2 separate regions of the Homo sapiens genome follow, and region 1 is linked to region 2. A link is an interaction called in ENCODE POLR2A ChIA-PET data of the cell type or tissue named here. Cell type or tissue: endothelial cell of umbilical vein. All regions are shown on one strand. Links, peaks and the distances in the headings refer to the core of each region. The heading gives the core; the rest is flanking DNA. Region 1 overlaps WTIP (WT1 interacting protein). Region 2 overlaps UBA2 (ubiquitin like modifier activating enzyme 2).

Region 1 (10,888 bases), core at 1,462-9,461, 56 kb before region 2:
GTGATGGTTTTTAAAGACAAAACAGGAGACCACCTCTTCCAGGGGGTGCAGATCACTAGAAAAGAGAAGACGGCAAACAGCAGAACCTTCCATGAGGAGGTGGGAAGAGAACAGGCCTGGGCAGAAGAGACTCAAGGAGAAACGAAAGTGAAGACAACCACAACCTGGCAGCCCCGAGGGCAAAGTGAAGCAAGTGGGTGGAGGAGGGAGCGGCCCTGTGCTCCAAGCTGCTGGGGGGCCCGGAAGGAAGTGTCCACCAGTTCCCACCACACAGGGGTCCCTGGAGCAGGGTGAAGGGATGAATGCCACCCCCGGGTGGTCTGAAGAGGCAATGGTGAGAGGACCTGGGAAGCAGGGGGCGGGCTTCAAGTACCCTATCTCGCAGTTTTTACCGTTGCGGGCTCGGGGCTGGAATGCTGGCGGCTTTGACCCGTTACCCAGAGCCCCTGACACCAACACCTGGCCCGCCCTGCGCAGGGAAGGGAGCTGGGCTGCTGCAGTGACACCACATCACTCCTTTCCCTGGTCTCCTGTCTGTCCCACCACAGGCCACTGGCTGGGCCCTGCTACCGACCGCTGCACACCAGGCCAGGGAGGAGTGCGGGGTCCCGGAGGTATCAGTCCCCATCCAACAGCCTCGCGGCAGCACAGCACCACCACCAGCCGCCTGCCCCGCTCTCACTCTCAGCGTCAACCTTTTGCTGCCCTCGGTACTGGACAATCTGCAGGGGACCGCACAGTCCACAGGACGGCCCAGCAAGTGGAGGGACGCGGAGGTCCTGTTAGGGCTGGAGGGGAGCCCTGGCCCCTCTGCAGACCATCCCTGCTCCTTGTCCTCCCTCCTGGGTACCCTGACACAATCGGTGCTCCCATGGGGCCACTCGCCTGCACCCAGGAGACCTTGTCACCCAAGGGATCCCTGATTGCTACTGCAGATTCCCCACCGCCACTTGCTCTGCTCTTGCTGGGGCGCGGTCGCCGGCAGCCTCCTGGTTCTCCTGCCCAGGCCTCCTCAGTCTCCCTTTGTGGCCACTTCGCCTGTGTGTGTCCTTAAATGACAGTGCTCCCTGAGCTATCCTGACCCCCACTCCTTCTTTTCCAACTCATCCTGGAAGACCTCACTTGCTCCCTGGCTTCAGCTGCCGTCCCTGTGTCCATCATGGGACCCTTGCTTCCCGCCAGAACGGAGGAAGAGAAATTGGATTTCCCCTCCCACCTTTAACAACGAGAGCAACAGGCTAAACAGATGACAGTGACTCTCAGACCCCGGACAACAGACCAGGGAGGCCCATCATCTCTCAGAGAGGGGAAATCTGAGAAGTGTACCCCACAACACCCGACTGACTGCCTGGAGACTGCTCCAGCTGCCCAGGGGAGCCCCGTGGTCTCCTTGAGTTGAGAATCTGGGGAGGCCAAGGCAACTGGAATTCCCAGGGCCAAGATTCAGAAAAGAAGGCCTGGTGTGGTGGCTCAAGCCTGTAATCCTAGCACTTTGGGAGGCCAAGGCGGGTGGATCACTTGAAGTCAGGAGTTTGAGACCAGCCCAGCCAACATGGTGAAACCCTGTCACTACTAAAAACACAAAAACTAGCCGGGTGTGGTGGTGGGTGCCTGTAGTCCCAGCTACTCAGGAGGCTGAGGCAGGAGAATTGCTTGAACCCAGGAGGCGGAGCTTGCAGTGAGCTGAGATAGTGCCACTGCACTGCAGCCTGGGCAACGGAGTGAGACTCATCTCAACAAAAAAAAAGATTCAGAGAAGAGAGCGCCACACGCCAGTGACCCCAAATTCCCACAGCTGTCGGCAGGGTCGCTGAACCCCCGCCCACTTACAGGTCTACTGGACATCTCCAGCTACCAAAAATGAGAGCATCCCATCCCCTCTTCCCCCTGCCCTCACTCTTTGCTGGGGTTCTCATGAACACCTCCCAACCCCCAACCCCCAACCCCCCACATCCAGACACTTGCCAAATCCAGTCCTTTCTACGGCCTAACCATCACTCAACTCAGCCCACCTCTGTGAACCCAGGCCCCCAACCCTGACTCCTCCAGCTGCTCAGGGAGCACCTGCCTTCACTCCCTCCCCCAGTGCACTCTCTGCGGGGCAGGAAAAGGACAGGTAGAATGGGGTAGACGCCATAAAATAGGTGAGGCTGGCGCGGTGACTCACGTTGCAGTCCCAGCACTTTGGGAGGCCAAGGCAGGTGGATCGCTTGAGCCCAGGAGTTCAAGACCAGCCTGGGTAACATGATGAAACCCCATCTCTACTAAAATTAACAAAATTAGCTGAATGTGGCGGCGCGAGCCTGTGGTGATAGCTACTCAGGAGGTTGAGATAAGAAGATAGCTTGAGCCAGGAGGTTGAGGCTCCAGTGAGCTATAATCGTGCCACTGCACTCCAGTCTGAGCAAGAGTGAGATCTTGTCTCTAATAAATAAAAATTTTAAAAAAAAATTTTTTTTGAGACAGAGTCTCACTCTTGTTGCCCAGGCTGGAGTGCAATGGCACAATCTCGGCTCACTGCAACCTCTGCCTCCCAGGTTCAAGCGATTCTCCTACCTCAGCCTCCTGAGTAGCTGGGACTACAGGTGCCCGCCACCACGCCTGGCTAATTTTTGTATTTTTAGTAGAGACGGGGTTTCACCATGTTGGCCAGGCTGGTCTCGAACTCCTGACCTCAGGTGATCCACCCTCCTCAGCCTCCCAAAGTGCTGGGATTACAGGCATGAACCACCGAGCCTGGCAAAACTAAAATTTTGATAAGGTAAGCCCACAGAACACCCAGAGAGGAGAGCCCTGTGGGAGGAGGCCTGCCCCAGCTGCCAGCCTCCTGTGGGCCCAGGCTCACCTCACAGTGGTAACATGCCACGTGGTAGTCTCTGTCCATGGACACCACACGGATGGTTGTCTCGCAGCCCTGGAGGAAGAGAAGGAGTTCACACACGATGAGCATGTGGGGACTGGAGGCAAACTGCGTGAGTGTACACTCCCACACACCACGCTCCTGTCCCGGCGGAGGTGCACGCCCGCCCCGGGGAGCACTGCCACGCTGCTTCTGTGGGGCGGGACAGGCTCCAGCAGGTGCACACACACAGACACATGCGGGCCTTAGGCGTCCTCCACGATCACAGCCCACAGTACGCACAAAGGCCCACAAGAGTGTCACGTGTTTGTCAATGGATGTGGACATTATTTTCACCTCACTGATCCTTTTTTTTTTTAAGAGACAGGGTCTCTCTCTGTTGCCCATGCTGGAGTGCAGTGGTGCAATCACAGCTCACTGCGGCCTCAAACTCCTGGGCTCAAGCAATCCTCCTGCCTTAGCCTCCCAAGTAGCTGGGACTACAGGCATGCACAACCACACCCAGCTAATTTTTTATTTTTTTTGTAGAAATGGGGTCTCACTAGGCGGCCCAGGCTGGTCTCAAACTCCTGGCTTCAAGCAATCATCCCACCTTGGCCTCCCAAAGTGCTGGGATTACAGGCGTGGGCCCCTGTGCCCGGCCTGTTTTCACTTCCTTGGAGTCTCAAAAGGGCACTGCCAGTTCTGCTTTGCCAGGCACACCAGCCTGGGACAGAGCCAGCACTGTGGGAAGACCCCAGGCCAGGAGAGCTGTAGCACCCATGGGTGGCTCCCGCACAGACCACGTCCATCTCTCATCTGCTCCCCCAGCACCCCCACCTCAGCCTGCAGAGCTGAGAAGACCCAGGGAACGGCCCTTCCATCAATGGAGAATGGAGCAGAGGCTGGCAGTGGGGCAGCTGAGCGGCAGGGGCCACCACTTCCCTCGACCTTGTGCCAGGGGACAGCTGTACCCCACGTACACAAGCACAACACACATCCCTCAGCCCTGAAAGATCTGCGGAGAAGCACCTGCTCATCCCTCCCACTGTCGCCCAAGACCTGGGCTAGACCCAGGCTAGACAGGACAGCAGCCGGCTGGGCCAGGCACCTGATCATCTCTGGGTGAGTGGCTCCTACCTGTGCAGGGAGGATAGGACGGGCACAGGAGGCGCATTTTGGTGCAAAAACCCTAGAGAAATAAAGGAAACCAGAAGTGATCAGCTGAGTGACCAGAGGCCAAGGGCACAAGCACAGGGGCACCCACAGGAACCCACTGACGTAGCCCAAGTATCAGGCCCTCTCTCCCTGTGTGCACACCTCGGGGCAGACAGGGAACAGCTTCTGCCATGCCTTCCTGTACTGGCCTCTTCTTTTTTTTTTTTTAATAGAAATGGGGTCTCACTATGTTGCCCAGGCTGGTCTCAAATTCCTGGGTTCAAGCGATCCACCCACCTCGACCTCCCAAAGTGCTGGGATTACAGGCATGAGCCACCATGCCCGGCCCTGGCCTCTTATCTGACTGCTCATTTCATCTCCACCCAATCACCTCCTCCAGGATGCCTTCAGGTTCTGCTCTGCCATCTGCCCCCATGTTTCCTGTGAGTTCTTAATGTCCAGGTCTGGGACACCACTAGCTAGGACCACTGTGAGACCTGGCTTCACCCTGAGTACCAGGGACCTCTGCCCAGGACTCCAATCCCACGGAAGGCCCTGCTCAGAACCAGAGCTCCCAGGAATAAACCTGGAGTCACGGTAGGAGGAAACAGATCAGGGATCAGACAGGCAGGAGAAGGGGGCTGCAGAGATCCCAAGCCCCTGCCCCAGCTGAAAGAGGCCTGGCCTGGCAGGGGATGGAGGGGAGGAGGGGGAAAGATGGTGGGTACTGCAGCCAGGAGGGTCCCCTGTGCCAGGAGTAGAGAAGCATGCAGGCCACGATAGGGAGAGAAGAGGCAAAAGACAGCTGGTGGCCGGACCACCAGGAGAGGGGATGCAGGCAGAGACACATGCCTGCCCCAAGCCCAGGTGTACAAGGGGAGGCGGAAGGCAAAAGGCCAAGAACAAAGGGCAGTCAGTCCAGCAGGAAAAAAATGCTTCCAGAGGAGCCAGGGAGGACGGCCCGAGTCCCGCCTGCTCCACAGCACCAGCAACTCACGTGTGATAGTCTCGCACGCAGTAGATGTTGTTCTCCACGTCCACGGTGAAGGGAACCCCGTCCAGGCACTCATTGCACACGGAGCACCGGAAGCAGCCTGGGTGGTAGGACTTGCCCAGGGCCTGCAGGATCTGTGGGCGGGGCACACTGAGGGGTCAGCGCGGGCAGGAGGCTCAGCACCGCCCTGGGAGAGGCTCTGGCCCTGAACCCCTGGCAGGTCTGGAGCAGGGGAGACGGTAGAGTCCTCAGACTCCACCCACGTCAGAGGGGCTCCAGGAGGCTGGGGCAGGGGCTCACCATTTCCATGATGAGATGTCCACACACGCTGCATTTGTCGGCCGTCTGCTGGAACCCGGAGTACTGGGAGGGGACACAGGATCCAGGACATTGTGTGACAAAGGGGCACTCGCGGCCCAGCTAGCACCTGCCTCCTGGCCTCAGGTCTCCACTCGAGTCAGAATGAGGGTCCCTGCCCCACCTCCCACCCCTGGCACTGCCAGGGCACAGCTTGGACTCACCAGGAAGTCCTCCTGGCAGTACACTTTCTCACCCACGTTGTAGAACGCCTTCCCACGGAGTCGTCTCCCTGCAAGGGTGAGGGTTGAGAGGGGTCCCTGGAACGCTGGGGACCAGGGATGGAGCCGTGCTTCCAGCTCTCAGCACCCTCCTCCAACAGATGAGACACTGGGTTATGGGTGGTTTTCTAAATTTCCCTTTAATATTATGTTGTTATTGTTATAATAACAAAATTTCAGAAAAAAATTAAACAGAACACATTGTCGACAGAGTTATTTAAAAAGGTTGCCAAAACAAATATATGAATAAATATTTTGCTCATGTAAATACATGTGTTGGTTAATAAACACATTCACTTGAAGATCAGTTGAATTCACAGCAAATTTTCGGGAATGAATCTTTTTTTTTTTTTTTTTTTGATACAGAGTATCACTGTGTCGCCCAGGCTGGAGTGCAGTGGCGTGATCTTGGCTCACTGCAACCTCTGACTCCCGGGTTCAAGCGATTCTCCTGCCTCACCCTCCCAAGTAGCTGGGACTACAGGTGCCTGGCTAATTTTTGTATTTTTAGTAGAGATGGGGCTTCACTATGTTGGCCAGGCTGGTATTTTTTTTTTTAAGACAGGGTCTCGCTCTGTCACCTAGGCTGGAGTGCAATGGCACAATCATGGCTCACTGCAGCCTCAACCTCCCAAGCTCAAGTGATCCTCCTGCCTCAGCCTCCCAGCCTCCTGGGAGGCTGAGGCAGGAGCATCGCTTGAGCCCAGGAGTTCAAGACCAGCCTGGGCAACATAGCAAGACCCTGTCTCTAGGAAAAAAAAAAAAATTAGCCAGTCGTGGTGGTACGTGTCTGTAGTCCCACTACTCATTGTGGGGCTGAGGCAGGAAGATCACTTGGGCCCAGGAAGTCAAGGCTGCAGTGAGCCGTGATTGGGCCACTGCACTTCAGCCTGGATGAAGACATAAGACCCTGCTTCTTAAAAAAAAAAAAAAAAAAAAAGACATTGAACACAAGATCAGCCATTAAAGAGTATGCACTATAGGAATGCATTTATGTTAAGTTCTAGAATGGACAAAACTTTTCTACAGTGGTAGAAATCAGAATACCAGTTGGGCAAATGTGATGGGGGACATACAGGGATCAACTGAAAAAGGGCAAGATAGGGCCAGGCGCGGTGGCTCACGCCTGTAATCCCAGCACTTTGGGAGGCCAAGGCAGATGGATCACGAGGTCAGGAGATCGAGACCATCCTGACTAACACTATGAAACCACATCTCTACTAAAAATACAAAAAATTAGCCGGGCGTGGTGTTGCGCGCCTATAGTCCCAGCTACTCGGGAGGCTGAGGCAGGCGAATCACTTGAAACTGGGACACGGAGGTGGCAGTGAGCCGAGATCTCGCCACTGCACTCCAGCCTCGGGGAGAGCGAGACTCTGTCTCAAAAAACAAGTGGGGGTACAAGATAGAAGTTTCTAGGGTATTTTACCGGGCAAGGTGACTCACACCTATAATCCCAGCACTGTGGGAGGCCAAGGCAGGCGGATCACAAAGTCAGGAGATCGAGACCATCCTGGCCACATGGTGAAATCCCATCTCACTAAAAAAATACAAAAATTAGCTGGGAGTGGTGGCGTGTGCCTGTAATCCCAGCTACTCGGGAGGCTGAGGCAGAAGAATCGCTTGAACCAGGGAGACGGAGGTTGCAGTGAGCTGAGATCACACCACTACACTCCAGTCTGGCAATAGAGCGAGACTGTCTCAAAAAAAAAATATAAAATTAAAATTAAAAAACGTGCAAATACATAAAAGATGTCTGATTAAGGCAAGGTCTGGAAGAACAGTGGGCAAACCAAGAGTGGATATTTATTAGGGTGGTTGGATTATAGTTCCTTTTTTCTTTTTATAACTTTGTCTAGGTTAAACTATAACACTTATAGTTTATGTTGGGTGTAAAATTATGATCAAAAATAAATTGTAGGCCAGGCGCAGTGGCTCACACCTGTACTCCCAGCACTTTGAGAGGCCGAGGCAGGCGGATCACTTGAGCTCAAGAGTTTGAGACCAGCCTGGCCAACATGGTAAAACCCCATCTCTACCTAAAAAAAAAAAAAAAATTAGCCGAGCGTGGTGGCACGTGTGCCTATAATCCCAGCTACTTGGGAGGCTGAGGCAGGAGAATCTCTTGAAACCGGGAGGCAGAGGCTGCAGTGAGCCGAGATCATTCCACTGCACTCCAGCGTGGGCAACAGATTAAGACTCTGTCTCAACAACAACAACAAAAATAGATAGCAGGAAAAAGAAATATTAGTCGTATGTCCAGACAGGCAGAAGGTCCTTCATGGGCTTCTGACGCTGCTCCCAGGCAGCTGGGTGACATGAGCGCATTAGTGCCCTGCGTGGCACAGAGGATCCACAGCTGACGACCAGGGGGCAGCCCTGTCCTACAGCCAGCAAAAGGCTCCTCAGGGGCCCCATGCCTCCTCCCCAGACAGAGTCCTCCACAGCCCAGCCTGGGCCAGAGCCAGGTGGTCCATCTGCCTGGACTCAGGGGCAAGGCAGTTTGAGGGGAATGGGGATGATGTGGCAGGTCCCCTTCACAGAGCTACCCAGGGCACGAGGTTACCTACCACACGAGTCGCAGGTGAAGCAGTCAGTGTGATAAAGACTCCCCATTGCCTGGCACGCCTGCTGGGCTCCGTAGATGCCAAGCCCACACTTGATGCAAATGCCTAGGAGAGGAGAGGCAGGAGAGAGCAGGGGTTAGCGCCACAGCCTATGCCACACCGACGGACTCCCCGTCTTGACACCGCCCACCCGCTTGACCTGGGGGATGCTAACTTTCCTAGGCCAACATCACTCGATTACTGATGACCAACATGGGCACCATCAGGGTGGCCACGACCCAGGGATTGCCGCTGCTGCTGTCTGAGGATTCAAGGGCTTGGCCGAGCACCCAGGGCAGAGTCGGAGCTAATCAAAGCTGTCCATCACAACTGTTCTGATAGATTCTTTTGGTTTTTGATTTATAAATAGGGACAGAGTCTCACTATGTTGCCCAGGCTGGTTTCAAACTCCTGGGTTAAAGCGATCCTCCTGCCTTGGCCTCCCAAAGTGCTGGCATTACAGGCATGAGCCACTGCACCCAACCACTTTTAGGTTTTTTTTGGGAGAGAGACAGGATCTCGCTCTGTCCCACAGGCTGGAGTGCAGTGGTGCAATCACAGCTCACTGCAGCCTCAACCTCCTAGGCTCAAGCGATCCTCCAGCCTCAGCCTCCCAAGTAGCTAGGACTTCTGGCACATGCCATCACGCACGGCTGATTTTTTCTTTTGTAGAGACAGGGTATTGCTGTGTTGCCCAGTTGCCCAGGGTGGGCTCAAACAATCCTCCTGCCTGGGCTTCCCCAAGTGCTGCAATTACAGGCGTGGAGTCACCACACCCAGCCTATCATGGTATCTTTATACCAAGACAGTTGCTTTAAGCCCTTTCATCCATGGCCTGCTCTTGGACTGAGGGAAAATCCTTCATGCTGTTTGTGAACCAAATCCTGTTCTTCAACATGTTTTGTGACCCAGACACAAAGAATGAAGACCACATGGGCACTCAGGGGCAGTCACCACCCCTCTGCAGCCACTCTGTCCTCCTCTGTACCCACTCTGTCCTCCTCTGTACCCACTCTGTCCTCCTCTGTATGCCAGGGTCCACTTATTCTCTTGGTCAGTCAGCACACAGATGAGTCACATGCCCCTAAGGTCAGGCACCACTCAGTCTGCAATGCACCCAGGTCCCCACCTTCAAGAAGCTTGCATCGAGTGGAAGGTGGCAGAGAACAGCAGTCAAATAACGTCAGGCAGAGACGAGTGCTACGGCGTTAGATGCAGGATTTTTTTTTTTTTTTTTTTTTTTTAGATAGAGTCTCGCTCTGTCGCCCAGGTTGGAGTGCAGTGGCGTGATCTCGACTCACTGCAACCTCCACCACCCAGGTTCAAGAGATTCTCCTGCCTCAGCCTCCCGAGTAGCTGGGATTACAGGCATGTGCCACCACACCTGGCTAATTTTTTGTATTTTTAGTAGAGATAGGGTTTCACCATGTTGGCCAGGCTGGTCATGGATTCCTGACCTCAGGTGATTCACCCACTTTGGCCTCCCAAAGTGCTGGGATTACAGGTGTGAGCCACTGCTCCCGGCCTTTTTTTTTTTTTTTAGGAGAGTCTCGCTCTGTTGCCCAGGCTGGAGTCCAGTGGTGTAATCATAGCTCACTGCAGCCTTGACATCCTGGGCTCAAGCAATCCTCCCACCTCGGCCTCCCAAGAAGCTGGGTCCACAGGCAGGTACTGCTATGCCCGGCCAAGGATGTGTGATTTTTAAACCAGGTATTCACAGAAGCCTCACTCACCAGGTGATACTTGAGCAAAGGCCTGAAGGAAATAAGGAAGCGGGCTGGGTGCAGTGGCTCATGCCTGTAATCCCAGCACTTTGGGAGGCCGAAGTGGGAGGATCACTTGAGCCGAAGAGTTCCAGACTAGCCTGGGAAACACAGCGAGACCCTCATCTCTACAAAAATTTTTAAAAATATCCAGGCATGGTGGCATGCACCTGTGGTCCCAGTTACTCAGGAGTCTGAGGCAGGAGGATCACTTAAGCCTGGGAGTTTGAGGCTGCAATGAGCTATGATCATGTCACTGCACTCCGGCCTGGGTAACAGAGTGAGATGTCTCCAAAAAAAGAAGAGGCCAGGCACAATGGCTCACGCCTGTAATCTCAGCACTTTGGGAGGCCGAGGTGGGTGGATCAGGAGGTCAGGAGTTCAAGACCAGCCTGGCCATGATAGTGAAACACCATCTCTACTAAAGATACAAAAATTAGCCAGGCGAGGTGGCAGGCACCTGTAATTCCAGCTACTTGGGAGGCTGAGGCAGCAGAATCACTTGAACCTGGGGGGCGGAGGTTGCAGTGAGCTAAGATCCCGCCACTGCACTCCAGCCTGGCCGACAGAGTAAGACTCCGTCTCAAAGAAAAAAAAAAAAAAGGAAGCAGACAGACATGAGGGTCGCTGCTGTGCAGGTGCCTATGATCAGTGGATGGAATCAGGGACCACACCTGTGTACTCAGCATGCAGCGGGGAAGGTGGAAAGGAGAGGGGTGACCAGCAACGCCAGGGCCAAGCCTGGCTCTAGCCTCAGGGCACTCCCTGGCCAGCCCTCCTGGAAACCCAGACAGTAGGCAAGTAGCCCATACATCTCGTGTCCCCTTTACAGGGTCACCCAGGGCCTCCCATGCCACACAGGGCATGAAGATGGCCTCCACCTGCCCTCTGGACCGTAAATCTTCTGCCAGCTCCAGGCCATGCTGCCCTCCCCCGACCTTCTTGCTTTC
Region 2 (10,888 bases), core at 1,453-9,452:
AAGTTATCTTACAGAAATCCTTTGTACAACCCCCCACCCAACTATAATTTCAAAGCTCTGATAGTCACTCCCAACAATGGCATGTTAACACTTCCTAAAATTAACGCTTTGCCAACTAGTGAGTGCAAAATAGTAGACAGCCGCTAATTTAAAATGGTCCACCAATGATTTTTCACCTTTACAACAGGTTTATTGAGGTTATATTAAAATGCATTTTTGGCTGGGCGTGGTGGCTCACATGTGTAATCCCAACACTTTGGGAGGCCGAGGCGGGTGGATCAACCGAAGTCAGGAGTTTGAGACCAGCCTGGCCAACAAGGTGAAACCCTGTATCTACTAAAATACAAATATTAGCTGGGCGTGGTGGCAGACGCCTGTAATCCCAGCCACTCGAGAGGCTGAGCAGGAGAATCGCTTGAACCCAGGAGGCAGAGATTGCAGTTGCACTGCACTCCAGCCTGGGCAACAAGAGCGAAACTCCATCTCAAAAAAACAACAACAAAAAAAGCATCATTTTTTACTTAATGGTATTTTTTATTTATGATGAGTTTATCGGGAAGTATCTGAGAAGCATCTGTAGCTTACTATGGTCTTATACTTAATTTTCCAAGTAAGTCTTATGATTAAAACATAACTTGCTTATTGCTTATTTAGGTTTCCCTTCGAGTGAAAAATGCTGCTCATATTAATTTTGCCAGATTATCTTTTTTGTGTGTGTGACAGGGTCTTACTGTCCCCAAGGCTAGTGTGCAGTGGTGTGATCACAGCTCACTGCAGCCTCGACCTCCTAGGCTCAAGTGATCCTCTCACCTCAGCCTCCCAAGTAGCTGGGACCACAGGCATGTGCCACCATGCCTTGCTAATTTTTAAATTTTTTGTAGTGATGGGGTTTCACTATGTTGCCCACACTGCTCTCAAACTGCTGGGCTCAAGCAATCCTCCTGCCTTGGCCTCCTAAAGAGCCGGGATTACAGGTGTGTGTCACTGCACCTGGCCACATTATCTTTTTTTTTTTTTTGTCTTTTTCTGAGACACAGTCTCGCTCTGTCCCCCAGGTTGGAGTGCAGTAGCATGATCTCCATTCACTTCAACCTCCGCCTCCCAGGTTCAAGCGGCTCTCATGGCTCAGCCTCCCGAGTAGGTGGGACTACAGGCGTGTGCCACCACACCCCACTAATTTTTGTATTTTTAGTAGAGACAGGGTTTCGCCATGTTGCCCAGGCAGTTCTCAAACTCCTGGCCTCAAGTGATTCACCCACCTCAGCCTCCCAAAGAAAAAAAATGTTTGCCAAATAAATAAAGCTTCCAAGTGTAGTTTTTGTGAACATTTATCAAGTTGACACTGTTATGTATACTTTTCTGAGTGCAAAAATTAAAGACAATGTTTGCTGAAGGTTTCTACAAAATACCCTTTATCGGGTTGAGAACATTCTCATTTTAGTAAGAAGTTTTTTTATTTTTAATTTTATCTATTTATTTATTTTTTATTTTTTTGAGACGGAGTATCGCTCTGTCGCCCAGGCTGGAGTGCAGTGGTGCAATCTCAGCTCACTGCAACCTCCGCCTCCCGGGTTCACGCCATTCTCCTGCCTCAGCCTCCTGAGCAGCTGGGACTACAGGCACCCACCACCACATCCGGCTAATTTTTTTTATTTGTAGTAGAGATGGGGTTTCACCGTGTTAGCCAGGATGGTCTCGATCTCCTGACCTCGTGATCCGCTCGCCTCAGCCTCCCAAAGTGCTGGGATTACAGGCGTGAGCCACCTCGCCCGGCCTAGTAAGTTTTTATTCTGTTTTAGTAGAAACTTTCATCATGAAAGGCCATTTGCTAAATTTTACCAAATGCTTTCTCTGTATCTATGAAAACTATATAGTTTATCTTTAATTTCCTAATGAGTGAATGACATTTACAGATTTTCTAGTTTAAACCATGCTTGTATTCCTGAATAGACACGTGGTCAAGACACACTTTTTATTTTATATGATTCTAGATCCATATGGTAATTTTTTTTTTTTTTTTTTTGAGATGGAGTCTTGCTCTGTTGCCCAGGCTGGAGCGCAGCAGAGCGATCTCGGCTCACTGCAGCCTCCACCTCCCGGGTTCAAGCAATTCTCCTGCCTCAGCCTCCCAAGTAGCTGGGATTATAGGCGCCCACCACCATGTCCGGCTAATTTTGTATTTTTAATAGAGACAGGATTTCGCCATATTGGCCAAGTTGGTCTTGAACTCCTGACCTCAGGTGATCCACCCGCTTCAGCTTCCAAGTGCTGAGATTACAGGCATGATACACTGCGCCCATTCCCAGGATATGCTAATATTTTACATAGGATTTTTGCATCTATTATTTAGGTGTGAGACTGACTAGCAATTGTTTCTTATGCCATAATGGCCTTGACAGGTTTTGCTATCAAAGACATTGCTAGCCTAATAACACAAGCTAAGTAGTATTCCCTTTTAAAAATTTCTCAGGGAGAGTTTAGCTAATATTACAATATACTCCTTGCAAGTTTTGTGAAATGAATCTGTAAAAATAACATAGGTTCGGTGCATTATTTAGAATAATTTAAACTACTTACATTGCTCTAAGGTATACTGCTAAATTCAGGCATTCTATTTTCCTTTCATTTTTTTTTTTTTTTTGAAACATCATCTCATGCTGTCCCCCAGGCTGGAGTGCAGTGGCCCAATCTCCACCCACTGGGTTCAAGTGATTCTCATGGCTCAGTCTCCCAAGTAGCTGGGACTACAGATGCCCACCACCACGCCTGGTTAATTTTTGTATTTATAGTAGAGACGGGGTTTCGCCATGTTGGCCAGGCTGTTCTCAAACTCCTGGCCTCAAGTGACCCACCCACCTCAGCCTCCCAAAGTGCTGGGATTGCAGGCCTGAGCCACCGCACTGGGCACTTAGTAAGTTTTTAAAAATGTATTTACCCAGATCATTTAAATTTTTTATGTACTACCATGGTCTTATTATCATCCCTTTTTTTTCTTATAGCCTATTTAATCTCTGCTATCTGTATTCCCCGTTTAGTTCTCACTTACTCCTCTTCTATTTTGTAATCAAATGTGCTCTTACTTCAATTAATATCCTTCCTTCTCATTCTTTTTTTCTTTCTTTCTTCATTTTAAGACAGGATCTCACTATCACCCAGGCTGGAGTGCAGTGGCACTATCTCGGTTCACTGCAGCCTCAACCTCCCAGGCTCAACTGATCCTCCTACCTCGGCCTCCCAAGTAGCTGGGAGTACAGGTACACCTGGCTCATTTTTCTATTTTTTGTAGAGACACGGTTTTGCCATGTTTCCCAGGCTGGTCTCAAACTCCTGGGCTCAAGGGATCCTCCCATCTCACCCTCCCACAGTGCTGGGATTAGAGGCATGAGCCACCATGCCCACACCATTCTCATTTCTTAAAGTGTATTCTGTGGTTCATTTTCTAACTTAAATTGGATTCTTAGTAAAGATTTAGTAATTAATGTTCAGCCTTTCTTCATGTATGTAAATCTGTAACTTTTTGCCAACCACCACATTCAATACATTCTGGTATAGCATTTTCATCATTATCAGTACAGAGTATTTTTAACTTCCATTGTGATTTCTTTTATAACCAATGGGTTATTTGTAAGTAAATGTTCACATTTCCAAATATAAAGATTTTTATCGCTTAGTTACATGGCTGTCTCCAATATAAGACTAAGTTTCCTGAACAGTCATGGCCACATTTTTTTTTTTTTTTTTTGAGACAAATTCTCACTCTGTTGCCAAGCTGGAGTGCAGTGGCGCGATCTCGGCTCACTCCAACCTCCACCTCCTGGGTTCAAGCAATTCTCTTGCCTCAGCCTCCCGAGTAGCTGGGATTACAGGCACTCGCCATCACGGCCAACTAATTTTTGTATTTTTAGTAGAGATGTGTTTCACCATGCTGGCCACGCTGGTCTCAAACTCCTGCGCTCAGGTGATCCGACCACCTCAGTTTCCCAAAGTGCCGGGATTACAGGTGTGAGCCACCGCACCCGGCCAGCTACATTTAACCTAAGAAATACTGCAAGAAAGCTACTAAAGCATCCCTTCACCATATTTAAACATCCTGAGTTCAATCTCTTCAAGGTAATTAAATAAAAATGACTCCATTTTCCATCATCAGTACCGAAAAGCATGCCAAGAAATATACACTCTTACTTGAACAAGTACTTTGCCCAAACGATGCAATGTATAGGTTCTGAAGGTGTGTTACGAATTGTACAGCCAGGAAAGGTTCTCTGGGTCGGCTTAGGATGACACTCATAACACTCGGTCACACCCTATGAAGTCAGGATATGAGAAAAATTTACTCCATGATGGCAGTTTCTCAACATTATAAGGTAATATAAACACTTCATTCATCTATATTCCAACTACGTTTTACGTTGTCAAGGAAATTTTAAAATATTAGTGACTCCAAAATGCTTACTTTATGATAAACTAACACAAAAGCTAACTGAATCTACCAGTCATAGCTAAGGCTGTGCCAGGACGCCGACTCCTGGTTCAGTGAACATGACTTACAAGCCCAAATAAAAATTACTACACCTGAGTGTCAAATATGAGTTTACCTTGATCACACTAAACAGAAAAACTACTGGAAAGACAAACAGCAGCTTTCCAAGAAATTATTTCTCAAAGTTGTAAATGTTATCTAAATATTATTCGCAGCCATTTTCTTATATGTGTTTTTTTTTTTTTTTTGAGCAAAACTAAGTGGGTCTGGGGAATACAGCCATATCCTTATAATCTCCTGAAATTAAGTAAACTACAAGATTAATTTCAAGATATATCTCCCTACACAGAAAAATCTTAGGTGTTACTAAACCAAATACTCTTCATTTTATTGATATACGTTTCTTTTTGGCGGTGGGGAGACGGAGTCTTGCTCTGTCACCCTGGCTGGAGTACAGTGGCATAATCTTGGCTGCAATCTCCGCCTCCCAGGTTCAAGCAATTCTCCTGCCTCAGGCTCCCAAAGAGCTGGGATTACAGGCATCTCCCACCACTCCCAGCTAATTTTCATATTTTTAGTAGAGACGGGGTTTTTCCATGTTGGCCAGCTTGGTCTTGAACTCCTGACTTCATGTGATTCGCCCGCCTTGGCTTCCCAAAAGTGCTGGGATTACAGGCGTGAGCCACTGCGCCCAGCCCATTTTATTGATACACATTCAAGTTTAAAATTACAATTTAAGGAATTTATGCCTTGGAAGAAGTACATGACACCTGAGACAACTTTTCAAAACTATCAAATGAATCATCTTTCATTATCTCAGATATTCCTAACCTCAGTCTCTTCTTTTTTTCTTTTTGTCTGAGACGGAATTTCGCTCGTTGCCCAGGTTGGAGTGCAATGGCGTGATCTAGGCTCACCACAACCTCTGCCTCCCGGGTTCAAGTGATTCTTTTGCCTCAGCCTCCCAAGTAGCTGGGATTACAGGTGCGTGCCACCACACCCAGCTAAATTTTGTATTTTTAGTAGAGATGGGGTTTCACCATGTTGGCCAGGCTGGTCTCGAACTCCTTACCTCAGGTGATCCGCCCGCCTTGGCCTCCCAAAGTGCTGGGATTACAGGCGTAAGCCACCATGCCCAGCCACCTTCAGTCTTAATACACAGTGGTGTGTCAGAATCACAGTAACAAGGATATAAAAAGCAATGTCTGGCCGGGCGTGGTGGCTCATACCTGTAATCCCAGCACTTTGGGAGGCCAAGGCAGGCGGATCACCTGAGGTCAGGAGTTTGAGACCAGCCTGGCTAACATGGCAAAACCTCATCTCTACCAAAAATGCAAAAATTAGCCAGGCTAATTGTTCAAGAATCAAAACTCTCAAATACTGTTTTAATATAAATTGCAGCAGATTTAGAGTTTTCTCTGAAACACCATTTCTGATGCCCTCAGCCTTCCAATATGCTTTCTTGAGGGTAGCCACATGGCAAGCAGTCATGAGACTCATACTGCAATGCAGACAGAGAACTTCCGTCTTGATCTGTCAACAGATACTGAAGGCCTCCACTTATTCAACAACTTAATACGCACTGACATACACAACAGTCTTTTGTAGAATGGTATTCAATAAGGTTCCAAGAATAACATTTAACAGTTAAAAGAAACAAAGACACAATTTCTAACATGAATAAGCTGCCAAAAAAAATTAGACGCAACCAGCAAATGTTAAGTACATTATAATTCTCTTTCTATAGTTTCAAAACATGGAAAACGACTCTTCAAATGTAACTACAATATTTAACTTCTTAAAAGAACTGAAAGAAAAAATATCTGAATAGCAAATGAAGCCGTGTTGAGGTTTTAAAAACTGAGATATGTGCCAGGCATGGCGGCTCACACCTATAATCCCAGCACTTTGGGAGGCCGAGGCAGGTGGATCACCTGAGGTCAGGAGTTGAAGACCAGCCTGACCAACATAGAGAAACCCCGTCTCTACTAAAAATACAAAATTAGCCAGGCGTGGTGGCGCACGCCTGTAATCCCAGCTACTCGGGAGACTGAGGCAGGAGAATCGCTTGAACCAGGGAGACGGAGGTTGCGGCGAGCTGAGATCGCGCCACTGCACTGCAGCCTGGGCAACAAGAGCGAAATTCTGTCTCAAAAAAATAAACAAATAAATAAATAAACCAAAACAAAACTGAGGTATGAGCACACAGGTATTTTGTTCTATTATTCTCTAGTTGTATTTAAATGTTTGAAGTACTTCACAAATACACCCCTAAAAAGTTTTCAAAGTTCCCTTCCACATTATAAGCCCAGACTCTTAGACAACAGAATTTTTTGGTTTTTTTTTTTTTGAGACAGAGTTTCGCTCGTTGCCCAGGCTGGAGTGCAATGGCGTGATCTCAGCTCACCGCAACCTCCGCTTCCCCGGTTCAAGGGATTCTCCTGCCTCAGCCTCCCAAGTAGCTGGGATTACAGGTGCACACCACCACGCCCGCTGATTTTTGTATTTTTAGTAGAGACAGGGTTTCACCATGTTGGACAGGCTGGTCTCAAAATCCTGACCTCAGGTGATCCGCTCGCTTCGGGTTCCCAAAAAGTGCTGGGATTACAGGCATGAGCCATCACGCCTGGCTTTTTTTTTTTGAGATGGAGTCTCACTCTGTTGCCCAGGCTGGAGTGTGGTGCCATCTTGGCTCACTGTAACCTCCACCTCCGAGGTTCAAGCAATTCTCATGCTTCAGTCTCCCAACTAGCTGGGATTACAGGTACACGCCTCCACACCCAGCTAATTTTTGTATTTTTTGTAGAGACGTGGTTTCACTACATTGGAGAGGCTGGTCTCGAACTCCTGACCTCAAGTCATCTGCCTACCTCAGCCTCCCAAAGTGCTGGGATTACAGGCATGAGCCACTGCACGCAGCCGACACAAAGAAATTTTTGATGCCTGGTATATCATGCTTACCACTCTAAGGATTTTAATACAAAAGTCAAATGAAACAAAATGGCAGAGCTGAAAGATTTCCTTGCCCATAGTCTTTTGAGCACGTTTATAGCATTTTAAGTTTGTTTTTTGAGACAGAGGCTTGATCTGTAGCCCAGGCTGGAGGGCAGTGGTGCAATCTCAGCTTACTGCAACCTCTGCCTCTCAGGTTCAAGTGATTCGCCTGGCTCAGCCTCCCAAGTAGCTGGGATTACAGGCGCCGGCCACCATGTCCAGCTAATTTTTGTATTTTTAGTAGAGATGGGGTTTCACCATGCTTGCCAGGCTGGTCTCAAACTCCTGACCTCAGGTGATCCGCCCACCTCGGCCTCCCGAAGTGCTGGGATTACAGGTATGAGCCACTGCACCTGGCCCCGCATTTTAAGTTTTATATAAGCATAAAAGTCCTTACATTTTGGATGTTCACCTGTTCATTTTATATAAATACAAAGTTTATTTCCTCCTGCTCCAAGGTCTCAAATAAATATTTGGGAAGTTAAAAAAATAAAACTTTTCTTTACCTTTTTGATAGTAGTTACTTGTCCAAGATACCCAGCTGTTCCACTTTCAATAAGAGGAACATCAGCTGCCAGGCACATTCTATTAACATGGTTTCGGGCAGCTGGAAGTAAAACAAACAGTATGAGTTTTTGGGAAAAAAAAAATTAGTTATCTTTAATTAGGATGACACAGACTCAAAACTATCTTACTGGCTTCATTTTTTGTACAATTTTCTTATAGCTATGGCCAGAATAATACAACTGTTAATTACAGACATTTAAGAGACATTCACTTAGCAAAATATCAAATAGAATTTATATCACAAATTTACTCCAGGAGAAGTACCCACAGAAACACATAATCTTAAAAATCCAACGTGCCATATTTCTCTTCTATTGCTGTACCTTACACAAAACACTGTTTCAAGGTGTTCCTAAACTCACCACTATTCTAATATAACTAGCAGATAATACATGATAGAAATGAAGGCAGAATGTGGAATATCAACTTGGAACTATTAAAGTAGTTTAAGGCTAGGGAAAAAAGATGAGTCAGGTTAAGAGAGTAATTTCACGCCAGGAGCACTGGCTCATGCCCATAATCTCAGCATTCTGGGAGGCTGAGGTGGGAGGACTGCTTGAAGCCAGGAGTTCGAGGCCAGCCTGGGCAACAAAGCAAGACTTCATCCCTACAAAAATAAACATAAAAAAATTAGCCGGGTATGGTGGTACCTGTCTGCAGAGTAGCTACTGCAGAGGTTGAGGTAAGAGTATCACCTGAGCCCATTTGAAGGCTTCAGTGAGTTATGATCACACCAGTGCACTCTAGTCTGGGCAACAGTGAGACCCCCCAAGCCTTAAAAAATAAACGTAATTTTGACTTTTCCTTGTGTTTTTTATTTAGATATTTCTGGCCCAACTTGTTGTAAACTCACTTAGTAGATATACTTTTACATGTGGAAGTAATTACAGACAAAGAATATCACTCAAGCATCCCCCACCCCACCCTCCAGTCACACTTTTTCTTTTTTTGAGACAGGGTCGCACTCTGTCACCAAGGCTGGAGTGTAGTGGTGTGATCTAGGCTCACTGCAACCTCTGCCTCCTGGCTTCAAGCGATTCTCCCACCTCAGCCTCCGGAGAAGCTGGGACTACAGGCACATGCCACCACACCGGCTAATTTTTGTGTTTTTTGGTAGAGACGGTTTCACCATGTTGACTAGGTTGGTCTCGAACTCCTGACCTCAAGTGATCCTCCTGCCTTGGTCTCTCAAAGTGCTGGGATTACAGGCGTGAGCCACTGTGCTGAGCCACAGTCACACTTTTTGAGAGCTTTTCACTTCACTTCTATTTATACCTTTTGGTAGAAATGCAGAGAATATGATAGCTAAATTCCCGCCTGGAATAAGTCATTTCTATATAAAACTGCAATCAATGGGCATGCTTTAAACTCGATCATTTCTCTTAAGTCTTTTAAGTTCTAAATCACAATAGTCTAATAAATATTAAATTTGTAAACAAATTTGATATGGGAGAGAGGAAATACTGAGAAATTAAAAGTATTAAAATAACCTCACCTCTGTTATCTAAAGCATTCATAACCAGTATAAACTGTCGGAAAAATTCCACATTATAGTCAGGGCTACAAAACAAAATAAAAAAAGGTCACCAAAATAACTAGCCTTCCACATGATCTTTGCAGTATAATAAACAGTTCTGAAAAAAACATAGTAACTGTAAACAAAACTGATATCAGGATTATATGTCATATAGATAGTAAGGTTTGACTCTTTCCAAACATAAGCAGATTTTAAAGAAATTATTTCCTTCAAATTCCTATCCTTTTTGGCCAGCTAGGGCACAAGAGAAAGATCTCAAACTGGCAGAAAGATGGCATGACTTCACTAGTCCCACTAGGCCTTCTTTGGGCAGCAAGTGCCTGGGAACGCATAAAGAACACATTCCCAGGATCTGCCTGGCCTCTGACTTCACCTCACATGATCAGGATCAGGCAGGGTTCAGGCCCCTAGGGTCTCTGTTTTTAGCAGCACTGGGAAAGCAACACAGGGTAAGGAGGTTATAGGGCTACAGGCAGGTTCACAGAGTAAAAAACTAAAAAACAAGCCGGAGATACAGGCCGGGTGCAGTGGCTCACGCCTGTAATCCCTGCACTTTGGGAGGCCAAGGCGGGTGGATCACCTGAGGTCGGGAGTTTGAGACCAGCCTGGCCAACATGATGAAACCCCGCCTACTAAAATACAAAAATTAGCTGAGTGTGGTGGCGTGCGCCTGTAATCCCAACTACTCAGGAGGCTGAGACAGGAGAATCGCTTGAACCCAGGAGGCGGAGGTTGCAGTGAGCCAAGATCATGCCACTGTACTCCAGCCTGGGCAATAAGCGCAAAACCCTATCTCACACACAAAAAAAACACAATCCGGAGATACAAATGCCCTGAGAAAGTGTTAAGTACCTCAATTCCAGTACCTCAAACAAGGACTATTTTTAACACTATTTACTTGCAAGCTAAACCACCATAGATAAAGGACAATTTCGGCCCACAGTTCCTTTGCTCCAACTCCTCCAAAATTATATATTTACTCTATCTTTACTGAGATAAATATATTTATGTACTGTCAATACTACTGCCCTACCACAATTCCAAGTGTTATATTACAGAAGTCAGAGTCATACTACAGATTATTTTGGGAGGGAAACTTTTAAACAAAAAAAGGCAAACACTTTAGAAAAGTCTGAATCATCATAAATAAGGATATTTCATAGTTTAAAATATCTTCTTACTTAAGGCAAGCATATAAGGTCTTTATAAATTTCCAAGTAACTTATTTATTAAAAGTATTAAACTATCTCACCATTCTAAATCATTCAAACCATGTATTTATGAACTGGTAAAAAGAATGCCACTCTGTA

What was found. ChIA-PET counts read pairs that join two places held together with the same protein. Peaks named below come from ENCODE experiments on the same cell type or tissue, not always from the same donor. Only the 100,000 strongest peaks of a DNase experiment are listed, where the experiment ranks them.
Region 1: POLR2A ChIA-PET joins it to region 2 with 7 read pairs; 12 of 35 experiments call an interaction of 5 or more read pairs at or near these places.

What each region holds. Positions count from the first base shown.
Region 1 is chr19:34,487,729-34,498,616 of GRCh38, reverse strand. It overlaps WTIP (WT1 interacting protein), which reads right to left. Exons shown (of 8, transcript NM_001080436.2): 2 at 8,140-8,241; 3 at 5,513-5,580; 4 at 5,292-5,354; 5 at 4,995-5,125; 6 at 3,980-4,031; 7 at 2,846-2,914. Among named protein-coding and RNA genes, the nearest start is that of WTIP, 11 kb to the right of the region's middle. RefSeq lists enhancers at 1-345, 346-1,233. In endothelial cell of umbilical vein, for the core only: no CTCF peak of the experiment used is centred there; no DNase peak of the experiment used is centred there.
Region 2 is chr19:34,432,061-34,442,948 of GRCh38, reverse strand. UBA2 (ubiquitin like modifier activating enzyme 2) reads right to left here. Exons shown (of 17, transcript NM_005499.3): 4 at 9,537-9,601; 5 at 7,981-8,081; 6 at 4,183-4,304. Among named protein-coding and RNA genes, the nearest start is that of UBA2, 9.1 kb to the right of the region's middle. RefSeq lists a silencer at 5,131-5,288. In endothelial cell of umbilical vein, for the core only: no CTCF peak of the experiment used is centred there; a DNase peak (open chromatin) is centred at 6,088; H3K27ac peaks cover 737 bases.